Regions from separate parts of the Mus musculus genome. Here region 2 is linked to region 1. A link is a loop called in an ENCODE intact Hi-C map of the cell type or tissue named here. Cell type or tissue: gastrocnemius. All regions are shown on one strand.

What was found. A loop is a pair of places that touch in the nucleus more often than their neighbours do. Peaks named below come from ENCODE experiments on the same cell type or tissue, not always from the same donor. Only the 100,000 strongest peaks of a DNase experiment are listed, where the experiment ranks them.
Region 2: it touches region 1 in a loop (10-fold over the local background); 29 of 42 quality-filtered maps call a loop at or near these places.

What each region holds. Positions count from the first base shown.
Region 1 is chr13:52,648,165-52,656,164 of GRCm38, reverse strand. It overlaps Syk (spleen tyrosine kinase), which reads right to left. Exons shown (of 14, transcript NM_011518.2): 14 at 7,373-8,000. Among named protein-coding and RNA genes, the nearest start is that of Syk, 55 kb to the right of the region's middle. In gastrocnemius, a CTCF peak has its summit at 4,622 (motif pointing left); DNase peaks (open chromatin) are centred at 1,032, 1,937, 4,576 and 7,582.
Region 2 is chr13:53,092,938-53,100,937 of GRCm38, reverse strand. No RefSeq gene overlaps it. Among named protein-coding and RNA genes, the nearest start is that of Gm52058, 73 kb to the left of the region's middle. In gastrocnemius, CTCF peaks have their summits at 461 (motif pointing left) and 5,546 (motif pointing right); DNase peaks (open chromatin) are centred at 850 and 4,101; H3K27ac peaks cover 855 bases.

The DNA of each region.
Region 1 (8,000 bases):
GTGCGAATCTCTTCCCAGGAGAGAAAAGCCCTCAGCCTCACCCTGCCTGGCCAGTACTAGACGCTAGCACCTCTTCCCTCCTCCAGCATGAGACGCCTGGGGGAATTCCGTTTCCTTGTGGATGTTGTCTCAGAAGTCTGGGGTGAAGGGCTCTCTCTTTAGAGAATCTCCTTTCTACAGAAGACAGTTAGGAAACACAGCAGGCTGCCCACAGGGGAGGGGCAAGGTGCCCTCCATACAGGAGCCCTCACCAAAGACCATAGTGAAACATATTTATTTAGGACAATTTGGCCACATCTGAGGTTGTCCAATTCAGAGACTCCAGCTCTGGGAATGCTTTCCCAAGCTTAGACTTGACTTTTTGGGGCATTCCCTCACTGGCCTGTTGTTCACATCATTTATGCCCAATACAGCACCCCACTCCACTTCTTCTCTCCCTCTTTTTCCTAACTCCTCTTCTCTCTTCCTTCCTTTCATCTGTACCTCTCCTCCCATCTCCTTCCTCTCTTTCTCTTCTCCCTTCTCCCTTCCTCTCTCTCCTCCCTCAGTCTCTCCCTCCTCCCTCAGTCTCTCCCTCCTCCCTCAGTCTCTCCCTCCTCCCTCAGCCTCTCCCTCCTTCCTCAGTCTCTCCCCCTTCCCCCAGTCTCTCCCTCCTCCCTCAGCCTCTCCCTCCTCCCTCAGCCTCTCCCTCCTCCCTCAGCCTCTCCCTCTTCCCTCAGTCTCTCCCTCCTCCCTCAGCCTCTCTCTCCTCCCTCAGCCTCTCCCTCCTTCCTCAGTCTCTCCCTCCTCCCTCAGCCTCTCCCTTCTCCCTCAGTCTCTCCTTCCACACTAGTCTCCCTCTCCCCTTTCCTTCCTCCTTCCCCCTCTTGAGATATTCCTTCCCATCTTCCTTCACTCCCCCCTTTCTACTTTTATCCCCGCTTTGTTTCCTTTCCTCCTCTCCTCCCCTGCCACTCCCCTTCTTTATCATGTCTCCCTTTCTGTCTCCACACTGTGTTCTATCCTCACACCCCGTTGTTCTCTGGCACGCTGTCCCCTGGCCAAACTGCCACCGCGACTCTCTGTTTCTGGTGTCTGCATGGGCTCCTTCCAAGATCCCGAGAAAGGATGTACCAAGGCAGTCACTTTTTTTTTTTAAAAAAAGAACTTTCCCAAATTAACACATTTTTGCCTGCAATCTGTCAAGACAGCTGTCTCTTTGTCCCTTGAGTTCCTCGTGGCTAGCATCAAAAGCAGCCAGGGGCACTTTTAAGGTTTGGGAGGGGGAGAAAGAAGTCTGAACTCTGGCAGACGTGTGAATGGCGGACTTTCCTCCCTTGTGGAGACTAAGTCTTTGCAAGCTACCAAGGGCAGCACGGCTCACCCTGGACTTTACTGTCCACTTGCTTTTGAGACATGAAGGTGACCTAGGATGCACACATGTCAGTCACATGGTGTACACACATGTCAGTCACATGGTGTACAGTCCTAAAAGCACGAGGGAAAGAATCTTGGTTTGAGAAGGTGGAGACAGTGTTACTTCCAGGCCTTACATGGCTCAGAGGAAGTTCTTGTCATGGAAAAGGGATTAGGGAAAGGCCTCTTACAGAGGAGGCATCCTGGGGAGCTCATCTCATGCAGGAGGCTTCAAGGAGGACTTGCTCACTGCTTTGGGGCTCATGGATGCTCTAGAGGAAGGCTCAGTTCTTAAACTCAGGGTGAATTTATCTTCTTAGACATACGCAATTAGACGCATCCCAGGACTCGGGGTTTCTCTTGTGAATGGAGTTATGTAGAAGACAATCCAGCAACAGTCCCAGCTGGTGGCTGTCCCATGCTCAGCAGCCATATACGGAACTGCCCGTGGCTCTCAGCCATGGGACTAGCTGTAGCTATGCCAATGCTGTTGGTTCTGTAACTCGAACCACAGCCAGTTCTCATGGTTTCTGGCAACGCAGCCCTCAACATTCTTTTTTTCTAAGAAGCTTCCCCAAGCCACGTGAATATCAAGTTCTGCATCTTCCCTGACCCCCGAGAACAGCCTTGGGAGACCCTTGGCTTCTCTGGTGAGAGAGGCACGTGTCCAGGGATGACATCTTCTCCCACACGAAGTTCAACACTGAAGGCAGAGACTCCGGGGATGCTGGTGTGCGATGGTTTCAAGCTGAAAATACCTCAGGTGTCGTTCACCGCTTAGAATCTGCAGAGCGAACTGGGGTGGGCACGGTTAATGTCAGGTCAAGAGCCTCAGGCACCCAAGGAGCTGAGGTTAAAAAAGGTAAAAACGCCTATGCAACAGATACATGGCTCCACATGTGTAGGAATACACCCCCAAAGAATGAGACATGTATGTTACACATACACACACTTAGCACATGGATGCACACACATATATCACATTCACAGCACATGCACATAGACATATACAGATGCATGTTGGAACACATCACCATACATACATATACACATAGAGAGACACACACTATACATAGGCATATCCATATTCAAAAACACATACTACATGGGTAGCACATATAGATCTCTTTTCACCTCTCTCTCTTACACACACACACACACACACACACACACACACACACACACACACACACACACACACACACACACACACACACCACATAGAACCCCTTCCATAGCCATATACATACAAAAACAAGCACACAAAAACATAGACACACAAATCACACTACAAAGGAACAAAGGCCCAGCACCCCACTCTAGACTGTGTCTCTACATCTCACGTGGGGTGCATTAGCTGTGCAGGTGCATCGGGCCAAATGCAGCCCTGCCTGCGCAGACCTTGTGTAGGAGCCTGGCTACTGCTTGGTGCTGTTGTGTGACACTATTTCCTGGGGAGACATGAACAAGCCACAGATAGGGACTCCATATAACACGACAAAGTAACCTTACCACCAAAATTAAACTCGGTCAACCAACAAGTTTACTGGCATCACTAGCAGGAGTATGGGTGCGGGTTTAACTGTGGGGGCAGGGATGACTCAAACGCAATGGCAACACCAAAAAAGCCCACCCTAGCATGGGTGATGGCTCATGGAAGCTAGGGCCTCGGAGCTCACTGCACAACTGCCAGGCAGCTCAACAGGTTGGAAGAAGCATGTCTCTTCTAGGCAGCTTGGGTCGTCTGGTCTCTCAGCACTCCTTACTGCTTAGATAAGCTCGGGGAGGGAGCTTGGCCTAGTGCATTTATTCAGTTTCAGGAACTTCCTGAAACTTTTGAGTTGTTCACTACCTGAATCTTGAGGAGATTTCCTTGCCAGATGAAATGTTACATCAGGGAGAGAATTGATGTAAATGGGGTAATTGAGAATAAAAAGCTAGGAAACACCGAGAAAGATGGGTCTCCTGAGAAAACACTAAAGTATAGTATCTTATTAACTTCAAGGGAAAATTCATTCATTCTGGAATGAACATTTGTCTAATTTTTTTTTTTTTTACTCACAGGAAAACGTATCAACCAAGGTGTTTACACCATGTTCCCAGGACTCTATCTCTCCACCCTCCAAGACCTGCCCTCCTTCCTGACGGAGGCTTGCTTAGCTTCTGGTCTCTACTCTGTGGGGTTCCCCTGATGCGCTCACAGGCCTGTGAGGCACACAGCAGAGGTCTCTAGGAGTGGCTTTATAAGCAAGTACTCTCTCCTCTTCGCAGTTGACTATTAAATAAAACAAGAAGGAGGGGTGACCACTGTAGGAGGCAGTGTGCAGAATACGACCTGTCTGGAACTTTTACAGCTGGGAGGAACTGGCCTGTCTAAAACGCTCTGCAAACCTCCATGTTCATTCCAGAACCAAACCTCACGTGGTTTGGTGCAGTGACGGCACCGGCTCACCCTGCCTGGGAAAGATACTTTCTGTCTGGCAGTGAGCTTTCCTGAGTGGTGGGCTTTCTATTTCCTCACCTGCTCCCCACCCTCTAGGGTAGAGGCCTTTCTTGTGTAAGGGACAGAGGGACACGGGAACTTGAGAACCTGTTCCCAGGCAGTAGTCTTTATGGCCTGTAATTCAATGGTTTCGTCAGCCCTGGTGATTTATAGAAATTGATGCTGTCATCTGATAGGAGCTGTGGGGAAGAAACTGTCCCAGACACTGCCTCTTTATTTTCCATGAGTGAGGGAGAGTTGTTTATGAGTAGTCTGCATTTTGAACTCTTTGTTCCATGGCTCGATGACAACCTCGGTGCACTGAGTCACCCACAGACCTCAGAGACTGAGCCCTGAGGCCTGTGACTAATGGCTTCAGTGCAAAATAAATAAATAAATAAATAAATAAATAAATAAATAAATAAATAAAATAAAATAAAATAAAAATAAAAAATGCTTAGCTTATAAAAATAGAAAAAGGAAAAAGAAAGAAAGCAAGCAAGCAAAGAACTCGGTGGGTTTCCAGCTCTGATGGTGGCCGGCAGGGACAAGCCTGGAACACAAGCTTAGCAGCAAGGTGGGCTTCGAGCTCGGTAGCTGGAGCATCCCGGCGACCATTTCCTGGGTTTGGTAGTGGCAGCTTTGGAAGTGCTTTTCTTCCTGTGGCTTCATTTTGCAAAGCTGTAAACTATTAAGTGGCTGTAAAGACAGCTTTCTGTGATACATTGTCAAAAATCAGTCCTCTAGCGCCCTCTGCTGTAGACAAATGATACCAAGTTTCTTTTCTTTGGAGGAATTATTGGTTCTGTTGCCCTGGGGTGTGTGGGTGTGTGTCTGATGGGCAAGGAGAGGGGGGTGGGGGGCGGAGGGAGGGAGGGAGGGAAAGGAGGGGAGGGAAGAGAGGGAGTAAGGGAGGGAGGGAGGGAGGGAGGGAGGGAGAGAGAGATGCCTGAGGCCCTTGTTGGACGGTAATTATAGGTCCTTTGTGGCTGGAAGGACAGCTCAGTGGTTATGAGCGCATACTGCTCTTCTAGATGACCAGAGTTCAGTTCCCAGCATCCATGTTGAGTGGCTCACAACAACCTATTACGAGCTCTGGGGTGCCAACATTCTCTTCTGTCCTCAGAAGGAACCCTTGCACACATAGCACACACATACACAAGCACACACACACATGCGCGGGTGCACATGTGTGTGAACATGCACATACACACAAACAAATAAAATAATAAACTCAAAGATCTGGGGCCTTGTGAAAGGGAAGCCGTTCGTCAGGAATGCTGTTGTAGATGTTGGGAACCGCTCTCCCTCTCTCTCTGCTTCCTGACCACAGTAAGAGAGGAGCTTCCTCCACGGTGTGCTCCTCTGGTGAGAAGCTATGCCACCACAGACACAAATCAGCAGCGTCAGGTACCCACAGCTTTACCATCCTGGCAGGAATAACGTTGCTGTAGCGAGAGCCCCACGCATCTCCCTTTGACCATCAGAGCAGCAAAGCTGCAAACCAAGGAGCTGGTGGAGAAGGATAAGGCTGAAGCCCGGTGCCAGCCAGGAGGGGAGCTGGTCTCCTGGGGAGAGGTTGTGTCAGGGTGCTGCTCATGGGAGACTGGAGCTGAAACGTGTTGCCAGATGGGAGCATGCCTCCATGGGGACATGTTGCTGGTCCTCTCTTTAAACCTAAGCTTCGTGCCAGGACCCCAGAAGATGGGCTTAGGAGGGTCAGCAACCATCTTTGTCCCTATCTCTGATGTGGTTACATTGGCTAAACCTCCAGTCTCTGCTTTGCACCTCTGTATCCTGCATTGGCTGGATGTGGCTTGGTAGGCTGCCCAAGAGCCTGGGCTTGAACCCTCACTCCAGGAACAAGGCCTCAGAGACTGCTGCCAAGACAGGCCTTTCCTCCTTTTAAGTTGCTTTACTCAGGTATTTGTCACAGCACCGGGAAACCAATTGGTACAGTGTGGGAGCCTGCCAGCTTTAAAAGTCTGTGGCTCTTACACAAGTCCACATGTATGGATAGACAAGTGTTGATGCGTGTGCAGGCAATGCTCTTAAATTGAGGTTGTTCAGAGGCATTGCGTTCTTTGCCATGCGTGCGTGCATGTGTGTGCTCATGTGTATGTGTGTGTGTGCATGAGTGTGTGCATGCATGTGCATGTGTTCACATGTGCATGTTTGTGTGCACATGTGTGCATGCATGTGTTCATGTGTGCATGTTTGTATGTGTGCATGTTTGTGTGTGTGCATGTGTTCGGGGCTACATGTTTGTATGTGTGCCAATGCATGTGTATGTATGCATGTGTGTGCATGCATGTGTTCATGTGTGCATGTGTTCAGGGGTACATGTTTGTATGTGTGCCAGTGCATGTGTATGTATGCATGTGTGTGCATGCATGTGTGTGCATGCATGTGTTCATGTGTGCATGTGTTCAGGGGTGCATGTTTGTATGTGTGCCAGTGCATGTGTATGTATGCATGTGTGTGCATGCATGTGTTCAGGGGTGCATGTGTTCAGGGGTGCATGTTTGTATGTGTGCATGCAGAAGGTTGACACTGAGTGTTCTCTTCAGCTGCTTTCTCCTTTATTTTTCTAAGACAGGATCATAAGACCTGGAATGTGACAACCGTGCTGGGTGAGGCTGGATGGCCAGTGAGCTGTAGCGATCTGCTTCTCCCTCCCCAGAGCTGGCGCTGCGGGCATGTGCCAATGCACTGCCTCTCTACATAGGCACTGGGGGCTAAACTCAGGTTCTCTTTACCATACACTCTCTGTACCATGCTTAGATTAAACTATGAACTTGACACAGCCTAGAGTCACTTGGGAAGGGACTCTCCATGGAGGGATTTCCAAGATCAGATTAGCCTGTGGGCAAAGTGGCATTGCGAGTGGGGATGTGTCAACATGTACATGTGATTGTGGATTTGTGTACACAGGTTCATGTCTGTGTGTGCAGTGTGCATTTGCAGGCATGTTTTTAATGCACGTTTGTGCATGCATGTGTATGTGTTCCTGTGTATACATACATAAGATGCTTGTCTATGCACACATGCAATTATATGTAGTGTATGTATGTGTGCCTGCTCATAACTCCCTATAGAATGAGAGGAGCCCAGGGCTCGGGACCTTTACATCCTCACCTTCTCTGCTCTGATGCTTTCGTGTTGTCTTCATTGACAGTGGCAAAGCTCACCCCGCCCTCTCTGGCCACCTTGGGGTCTCCTTGTACCACTTTCTACTGGGTTTGAGTTCGGCTGTCAGTTCTCAGCCTACGAATCTCAGACACAGTTGTTTCCCCTCACAGGACCGGGCTCTCCTTGCAGGCTTCTGAAGCGGCAGAATAGGTGAGCTCTGGAGTCTGCGTTCCCACCCAAATGTAGCGAGTGGTATGACTGAGGGCTCAGTATTTCACAAGCAGGTTGCACTTACGAAGATGCTGGCCAGCTCTAGTCAAGGGTGTATATCCCATCATCTCCTGTCTGCATCCGTAAAGGTCATCACAAGACTAATAGTAGATCTTTATTTAAAATAATTTCTGAAATAACAGGGAATCACTGTGTGCTGCTCTGGGTGGCAGCATTCCCAGAGAAGGACAACCGAGGGCTTCCCTCTGCAAGGAGCAATGCAATCACAGACCTGGCATCCCTGTGGAGTCACTGTCTGGCACACAAAGCAGGCCCGGGGTACAGGGAGGACATGTCCCAGCGCACACAGAGACAGGTTTTTATGAATGGCTGGCTGGGGTGTTTACTGGAGAGACATTCGGTTCCGCATGAGGTATGTGGTGTTTGCAGTCAGTGGGAGGTGGCGAGGCAGCTTAGGTGCTCCTTGTACTCTGCTGACCAAGGGTCATAGGTAAAAGCACACAGGGAGCCCAGCTGCCAGGCAGAAGGGGCTCGGAGCATCAGAGGCAGCTTGTGGAGAGACCAAGTTAAGGATAGATGCCTGAGAAGGACCTTGGCTAGTTTCTGACCTTGCAAATTTAGTGGGCATTCATAGTCTAAATCCTCTAGGGAGGATCCTCTTGCCATCTGCCCTCCTCAGTGGCCCAGGGGAGAGAATTAATCTTGACAGTAAGACACAGTTTTCACCAGATGAGAGCCCTGGTCGATGGCCACATGTGAC
Region 2 (8,000 bases), 440 kb before region 1:
TAACTATCTTAGTTACTATTTGTAGTTTCTTTCGCTTAGTTTATATTGCTGTGAAAAGACAAAAGCAACTTATAAAAGAAAGCATTTAACTGGGGGGGCTTGATCATAGTTTCAGCAGATTAGTTCATCATCATCAAGGCAGGCAGGCAGGCAGGCAGGCAGGCAGGCAGGCAGGCAGGCAGGAATAGTGCTGGAGAAGGAACTGAGAACTTTATATCCTGATCCAGGAGGCAGAGAGAGAGAGAGAGACAGAGAGCAAGTCTGGGCCTAGTGTGGGCTTTTGAGACCTCCAACCTCCCCCCCTCCCCAGTGACACACCTCCTCCAAATCCTCCCAAAACAGTTTCACCAACTAGGGACCAAGCATTCAAATATATGAGTGGGGGAGGGGGGGGGCATTCTCATTCTAACCACCACAATGACTTTCTCAAGCAGCGCCACCAAGTGGGGACAGAATGTAAATGCAGGGACATTTTCAGTCAATCCATCACAGTAACTGTGACAGTAAACTCTTCATCATCGGGGAAACCATCAGCCTGTGATGTAAATGTGAGAACAGGGACAACAGAGCCTAATAGCAGTGCTAGAGACACGTGCATGGTTGGACTTGCAGCTAACAGCCAGTAGACCCTGGTCGATACTGACAGGGCTTAACAACTAAGGTTGGGAAACTCTTAGCCGAATTCCAAGGGGAGGCACTGCAACCAGAAGCCAAGTGTCCCTGCTCTGGTTAAATCCTCTCGGCCTGCTCGTCTGCTTGGCCTGCCATTATGTCCCACCCTTCACTGCAGTGGGGGGGCTTCTACTTGACGAGGAATCAGAGCTTGGTCTGACACCTAAGTGGAGCTCAAGAATGATGGATGGATAACTGGCAAGACGCCAAGAACCTCGCCGGCTAGCAGGTGGATAATCTCTAGTTCATTCTTCTCGTTTCAGTGTCTGTACTGCAGCCATTAAAATGAATGAGCTGAGTTTCGGAATACTGACACGAATTAATATCACTGCTGTCAACATTGACAGGGGCCCCATGGCATGTGACACAACTTAGACAAAAGTGACACAACCAGTGAGTCACAAGGACACGTTCACACAGCAAAGGAATGCACCCTCCACCGGCCCCACCCAGCGAAGAGTTGCCTTCCCTGCATGGGGAGGAAGGGAAGAGGTTACCAAGGGGCAGCTGGGGAATTCTACAGCTTCCGGTTTACATTCCTCATAATAAATAAATTCTAAACGCATCCAATACAATTTGGGGATATGTTAAATCGGATGGATACCATAACCATAATGAGGGCTTTGGAGGTGCTTTTTTTCTTAAAAAAAAAGGTTTATTTTTATGTATATGAGTACACTGTAGCTTCAGACACCCCAGAAGAGGGCATTGGATTCCATTACAGATGGTTGTGAGCCACCATGTGGTGGCTGGGAATTGAACTCAGGACCTCTAGAAGAGCAGTTGGTGCTCTTAACCACTGAGCCATCTCTCCAGCAGGGATGCTTTTCAATAGGGATATTTTGAATTTGAAGATAATAATGAAGCCAGAAGCTGACTTGGTGATATCTTCTTCTATTGCTTGACATCTCTTCCCCCTGCCACTCCCCAAGACAGTTTTTCTCTTTGTGTAGCCTTGGCTGTCCTGAAATTCTTGGCCATCCTGGAACGTACTCTTTAGACCAGTTTGGCCTCGAACCCACAGAGATCTGAATGCCTCTGCCTCCCAAGTACTACACCACCACTGCCTTGCTACACTTTTTTTTCCCCTGAGGCAGGGATGTTGGATCAGTTTATGCCAGGCTCTCTGCAATCATGAACCGAAGTAACCCAATGGGAAGCATACACTCTAGTTAATGGACTACCATGACCACAGGCAAGGCTGTGATTGGCCCAAAACCTCAGCCGTTTTGGCTGATTAGCTTAAAACAAAGATCTGTGATTAGCCACACATGTGGCTTCTGTTCGTCCTGCTCAGACCCACTCAAAAGAAGATGCTCTCCCATACTGCATGTCCTGGCACTTCATGCCAGGTCTAGCTAGCCCCTACCCCTACTACCTCCCATAGTAAAGGCTGACCCAGTAACTAGCAGAGGAGCCCAGTGTCTGCTCTATGCCCTGACCCCAAAGTTCTGGGGTTATAGATATACGCCATCTCATCAAGCTTCTATGTGGGTACTGGGGATCTAACATGGTGCTTGTAGACACTGTAACCCATGGAGACGTCATCCTTAGCCCTGCTCCTGGATCCTACCTAGCAATCCCATCCACCCGGCAGATCTCACTCCCAGGAGGAGGATGCACCTGTCCACCTGAGTGATCCCAGTGGTGTCTATTGTCCAAGCTCCTGTATGTCCCTCAAGTGCAGAACTCCCATTTGCTATCCAAATAGAGGCAGGGATGCTGAGACTAGGAGTGGCCAATTGCTAGAGGGGTTTAGGCAAGGGGTGGCCAGCTAAGGGTCCTTCTGAGCTCAATCCATTAGCTGGATGGAAAAATAATTGAACTTCCTGGAAGGCCCACTCAGACAGCGAAAGGAGCCATGCTTTAAGAGTTTAGAGTTTATGGGGCAGGATGGAGAAGCAGACCTTCTCTATACTAAAATATACTTAAACACACACATATATTTGTATAAACACATATATTATAGCAAACTATAATTACTGCTAAAACTTACATATGTTCATATACATATTTTCACGTATTCAGTAAGAAGATAAATTCCCTCCTAGCCATATTCATCACCATGACTTTTTAAAGGGTCATTTTCTGTAGTGGAAAAGGGTGACAGAAACGAGGTGAGGGACACAAATACAGCCCCAGAGTAAAAGCAGCAGAGATCATGAAGGTCCCTGGTGGATAGCAAGAGGGACAGATTGACAGGGAAGAGAGAGGCACCAGCCAGAGAGAGAACAAAGAACAAAAAAGGACCGACTTTATTGGAACAGGCAACTCCCATCAAAGGAATTGCAAGGACCGCGCCCACCCCATCCTCCCCGCCCTCCCCCCCCAGGTGGAAGGCCACCTGAAGACTCTGGGCCAGACTTTTAATAGGCTCCCCAGTCTTCTGGTCTCTTCCCTGGGAGGACTTGCTGTGGGGCTGATCCTCCTTTGGATAGTTCCCTCCCTCAGCTGCCCAGCTGGCTGTTAGCAGTTTGCAAGCCGATGTAACAGTTGTATCTAGGACAGGGGTCTGAAGTATCAGTAGATGATGAACAGGTCCAGGTCTGCAGAAGATTTCCAGCAAGGGTCTCAGTGCCAGAGCTGTAACGATGGCCCCCGTCAAGGGCCAAGGGTTCTGGAACTCAGGACCTGCACAGGGGCTGCCGTGTTCCAGGGCACCACTCGATGCTATTCCTGCCTGCCTGCTGCTGCTCACTGGGGTCAGATGCTGGGGGCTGGGAAGGTCGGCAGACAAAGTTTAAAAGATCTGCTTTTTTACCTAATTTTTGTTCACATGGAAGAGAAGAACCCTTGGCCAGCTAGCTACTGCTGAAGTGACCATCCTGGGTACTTTCTCAGCAATGGGAAACGAGCTAATGCGCTCAGGCGCTGAGGTAAACATTGTATGAATGCCTCTTTCTCAGCCATTAAAACAGCTGCTGTAGATGAGTGGTGTTGCTCTCCTGACAAGCAGAGGAGCCATACTTTAAGAGATTATTTTGGTTTTGGTTTTGGCTTTTCGAGACAGGGCTTCTCTGTGTAGCCCTGGCTGTCCTGGAACCCACTATGTAGATAAGGCTGGCCTCAAACTCAGAAATCCACCTGCCTCTGCCTCCTAAGTGCTGGGATTAAAGGTGTGCACCACCACTGCCAGGCCATGCTTTAAGAGTTTAGAGTTTATGGGGCGGAATGGAGATGCAAACCCTCTCTGCATAAAACAAGTTAAACAAATATATTTCTTTGCATAAACACCTATATTTACAAACTATATATTATTTATAAAACCTACATAGGTACATATGCATATTTACATGTATTTAGTAAGAGGACAAACTCCCTCCTAGCCATACTGATCTCTTCTCTTTAAAGGGTCATTTTCTGCATGTCCATGGTGTTCCGGGCTTCTCCAGTCCCCTGCGAGTACGTGTGTGAGCAGCAGGTGGCGCTAGAGTCCTCGCCACTGTCCGGTTGTATTTACTTTATGTCCAGTGAGTGTCCTTATCTGTTCTCAGGATCCACCCAGGTGGGTTCATTGAGCCAGACTCCCCATCTGTGGATTTGGAATGAAGAAAAGTGCCGAAAAAGAAACTAAAGGCTGACCAGCAATTTCCAAGCCTGATACAGGTGTGTGAAGGTCAACAGACAAGGTCCACCACAGGGACGGAATGTGTGCCCCTAACCGTACAAGACTGACTTTGCCTCCTGAATGCTAAGCATCCTCGTGCGGGAGGGAACATTGGACCGCTCGCAAGAGGCAGAAACAGGGCCCAGAGAGCAAAGCCTCTTCTAAAGAAACAGGAAGACAGTACCACGGAGTACACAGTATTCCCTGCAGTGCTAGTCACAGTACAATGAGGATGTGAAACTCTCCAGGTCAACAGAGGGTCTCCTGGGAGGGACAAAGGACAATAAGGAGGGTATGTACAATGTACAGTATTTATATGAACAGGCTAGCTAAGTTAAAACAAAACAAAACAAACAAACAAAAAACCAAGCAGCCAGCAGTGTAGAGGCTACCTCCACTAGAGTCGCAGGCTAGCCCCAGAGCCCAGGGGAAGCCCCGAAAGAACAGAGAACAGGAGTCTCTGTGGGAATTCTCTGTTGCTAATACTTCTCTCCCTTTTGTCATCCACAAAAGCAAAATAAACAAAAGCAGGGGCCCTGCTCTGGCATGGCATGTTGTGACCTGAGGAGTCTCAGGTGTGGATGGCCCTGCCTATGGTCAGGTCTCCTCCTGTGGAGGTTTGGAGGTGGGGTGGTGCTAGATAGGGGTGGGTAATGACCTACCGCTGAGAGTGTGTGGGAATGGAGCCCCCAGAAGGTGTCCCTTCTGTTACTTATGTCTGTCACCTTAAAGAGCCGCCAGCAGAAAACATCCATTGAAACGACGTGATGCTCTGAGACCTAAAAATACCCCCAATGCTCATGTGTCTTGTATCCCCCCACTGCAGCAGTGTCCAGAGGTGAACACCAAGGTGACAGAGTCGAGGGCTCCGATCTCATGCATAGATTAATTTACTGATGGAGTCGGAGCTTAACGAGATTATGAAGAGATGTTTCAAACTCAGGAGGTACACCACAGTGGGAGGCTGCAGGCTACTGAGGCCATACCCTTAGAAGAGATAGTTTGTTCCCACCTTGTTTACTTCCTGGTGAGCAGCTATGTCCTACCACACACTCCCAACGTGCTGGTCGGACTCACTATGGCCTTTGCAAATGACTGAGCCAGCCATGACAGAAGCCTCGGAAACCATGAGGCAAAATAAGCTGTCCCTCTTCTAAGTTGGTTCGCCTCGGGGATTTGTCACGGCAACGGAAAGGACTTAACACGAACCAGATGCGATCCAACACGGAAGTGAACAGGATTCGAGCTGCTGGATTTCACATAGAGGCCAGCAGAGGGAGATTTTAAACTCTCCTTCCTACCTGTAGGATTCTGTAGCAAGTGGGGGAAACCCAAAGCTGAAGGGGCGACAGATCTCTTTCCTAATCATCTGACCCAGGAAACCTGAGCTTCTAGGATGTCTAATGATGATGTACCTTACACACGTGCGCGCGCGAACACACACACACACAACTGGCATCACTGAACCTAAATTAGTCATTTGTAGGAAATTAAGAAATACCAAAGGGACCAACAGAGTCTCTTTTTCATTAAATCCACGTGCTTGCCAGAGGTGAACAGAGGTCAAAACAGACGACTGAAGGAGACAAACACTGCAAACTGAATTACGTTGATTCCGATGGTAACAAGAGTCACAAGTTGTCATTTGTATGATGAAGAAATAAACATCAAGGCGTAATTTTATGACTGGCTTGTTAGGCATGAAGTTAGTGGCCTCTGACTATGGAATCTTTGTCAAGTATTCGGGGCTGCTATCTTTCCTTTCAATTTGCAATGACTCTCAAGTGAGACCATAGGTATTTATAACTCAGTTACCACACCGTCTAAATGACGCTGATACTGTTAAGCCCCAGTTAGCTAAAAGACTTACCCTGGATGCAGTCTGTCTCTGATGACTTCTAACCATGACTTTTCTAGAGACAGTGCCTGGCGTTCCTTTCTCTTGGGGACCCTCAAGATGCTTTGTCTCACTCTACACACCTACCCCTTTAGCACGCTGAAGGGAGAGCTTTTTACCAGTCCATATGTAGAAAGCATTTACTGAATTGATGTTGATGGATTAAAATTTAAGATGTGCTTTCTGATGTAACCCTTGGGCTATGTGGACCGAATTCAGTTTCTGTTACACAGGATCTTCCTGGCCTCATTAGACTTGAGTAGGAGGCGTGGGTGGTTTTGTTTTTGTTTTTTATTTCCAGGAGCAGGTAGAGACTTACATGTCATAGTTTAATTATTTACCAATTTACCTTTTTATAACTTAAAAATTGTTTTTGGAGGCAGGATCTCCTATGTTCCAGGCTGGCTTTGAACTCGCTCTGTAGCCAAAGATGACCTTCAATCTCTGAGCCACCTGCCTCTACGTCCCAAGTGATGGCACTATAGGTGTGCACCAGCATGTCCTATTCATGCAGCGCTGGGCATCAGAGCCAGGGCTTGGTGCACACTAGACGACCAATCTACCAACTGCACTCAATCCTCACCATCACCCCATGGAATTCAGCTAACTAGGTCCACCAGTAAGTGTCCATACATACAGTGTCCTCTTCTAGAGGACGGACACTGTCTCTGGCCATGTGAACTATGAGGGTACCTTGGCCTCTGACCAGTCAGCTCCCTTCAGGTTTCTAATAAGGATAACAGGAATGGACCCGGGAGTGTTTACAAGTTATTACCAATGAAAAGAAGTGGACTTGGGCATTGTTATGCTAGGCCATGCAACCGGTGCATGGGAAATGAAGTGTGAGCTAACACCCAGACCAGGCTGCCTTGCTGTTCCTGTGATGGACCACACCATGTGGGTGAGTTGGAGTTGAGGAGGCCTCACCCGCAGCTTTTCGATATTGTGGAGACGAGGGTGCTTGCTCTTTTTAAAGCACTTTTCACTGAATCTGGAAATCACACGTTGACATTAAACAAGTCTTTCTTTTCCAATTTCTCATACTTACGTCATATTCTCTCAAATAAAAATGGCTCTCCAGACCAGAAATTCTCCATCCTGGCATCTATCCAAAAATGTTCTTTCTGCCATCCCAGTCATGACTTTGAGTTTAACACCGCCACCCGCTCCTCCTTCCTGCTCTCACAGGAGGAGCAAGTGGAAAGAAAGCATTCCTCCTGGGAGCACTTGAAATGAGTAATTCTCTGTCAAGTAAGTTGCTGGATTAATGTCACTGAAATGCAAACACTGACACTCCCTGCCACCAGGAAGCTCTAGTTTGCTCTGTTTGCATCTTAGTCAAGTTTTTTTTTTTTTTGTTTTTGTTTTTTTGTTTTTTTGCTTTGATGAAATACTGTAGCCAAAAAGCAAGTCGGGGAGGAAAGGGTCTATTTACCGGACACTTCCGGATCAAAGCCCATCTTCAGAGGGAGTCAGGACAGGAACTGAAGCAGAGTAGAAACTCTGGAGGCAGGAGCTGATGCAGAAGCCATGGAGGGTGCTGCTTACTGGTTTGCTTCCCATAGCTTGCTTAGCCTGCTTTCTTATAGAACCAGGACCACAAATCTAGGCAAGAGAAAAGGGCAGGGTATCACTAAAGTTGTTGAATGTCCAGCCTCTGGAAACGTTCATATGCAATGTGTAGAAGAGACGGCCATGGAGAAGGCCATGGAGAAGGATGTCACAGTACATGAATTAGCAGTGGTCAGGCACACTCACATCCAGGCCTCAGAGATCCACCTGCAACATGAATAATTTGAATTCAGTAGATTTTTGTTGGTTTCA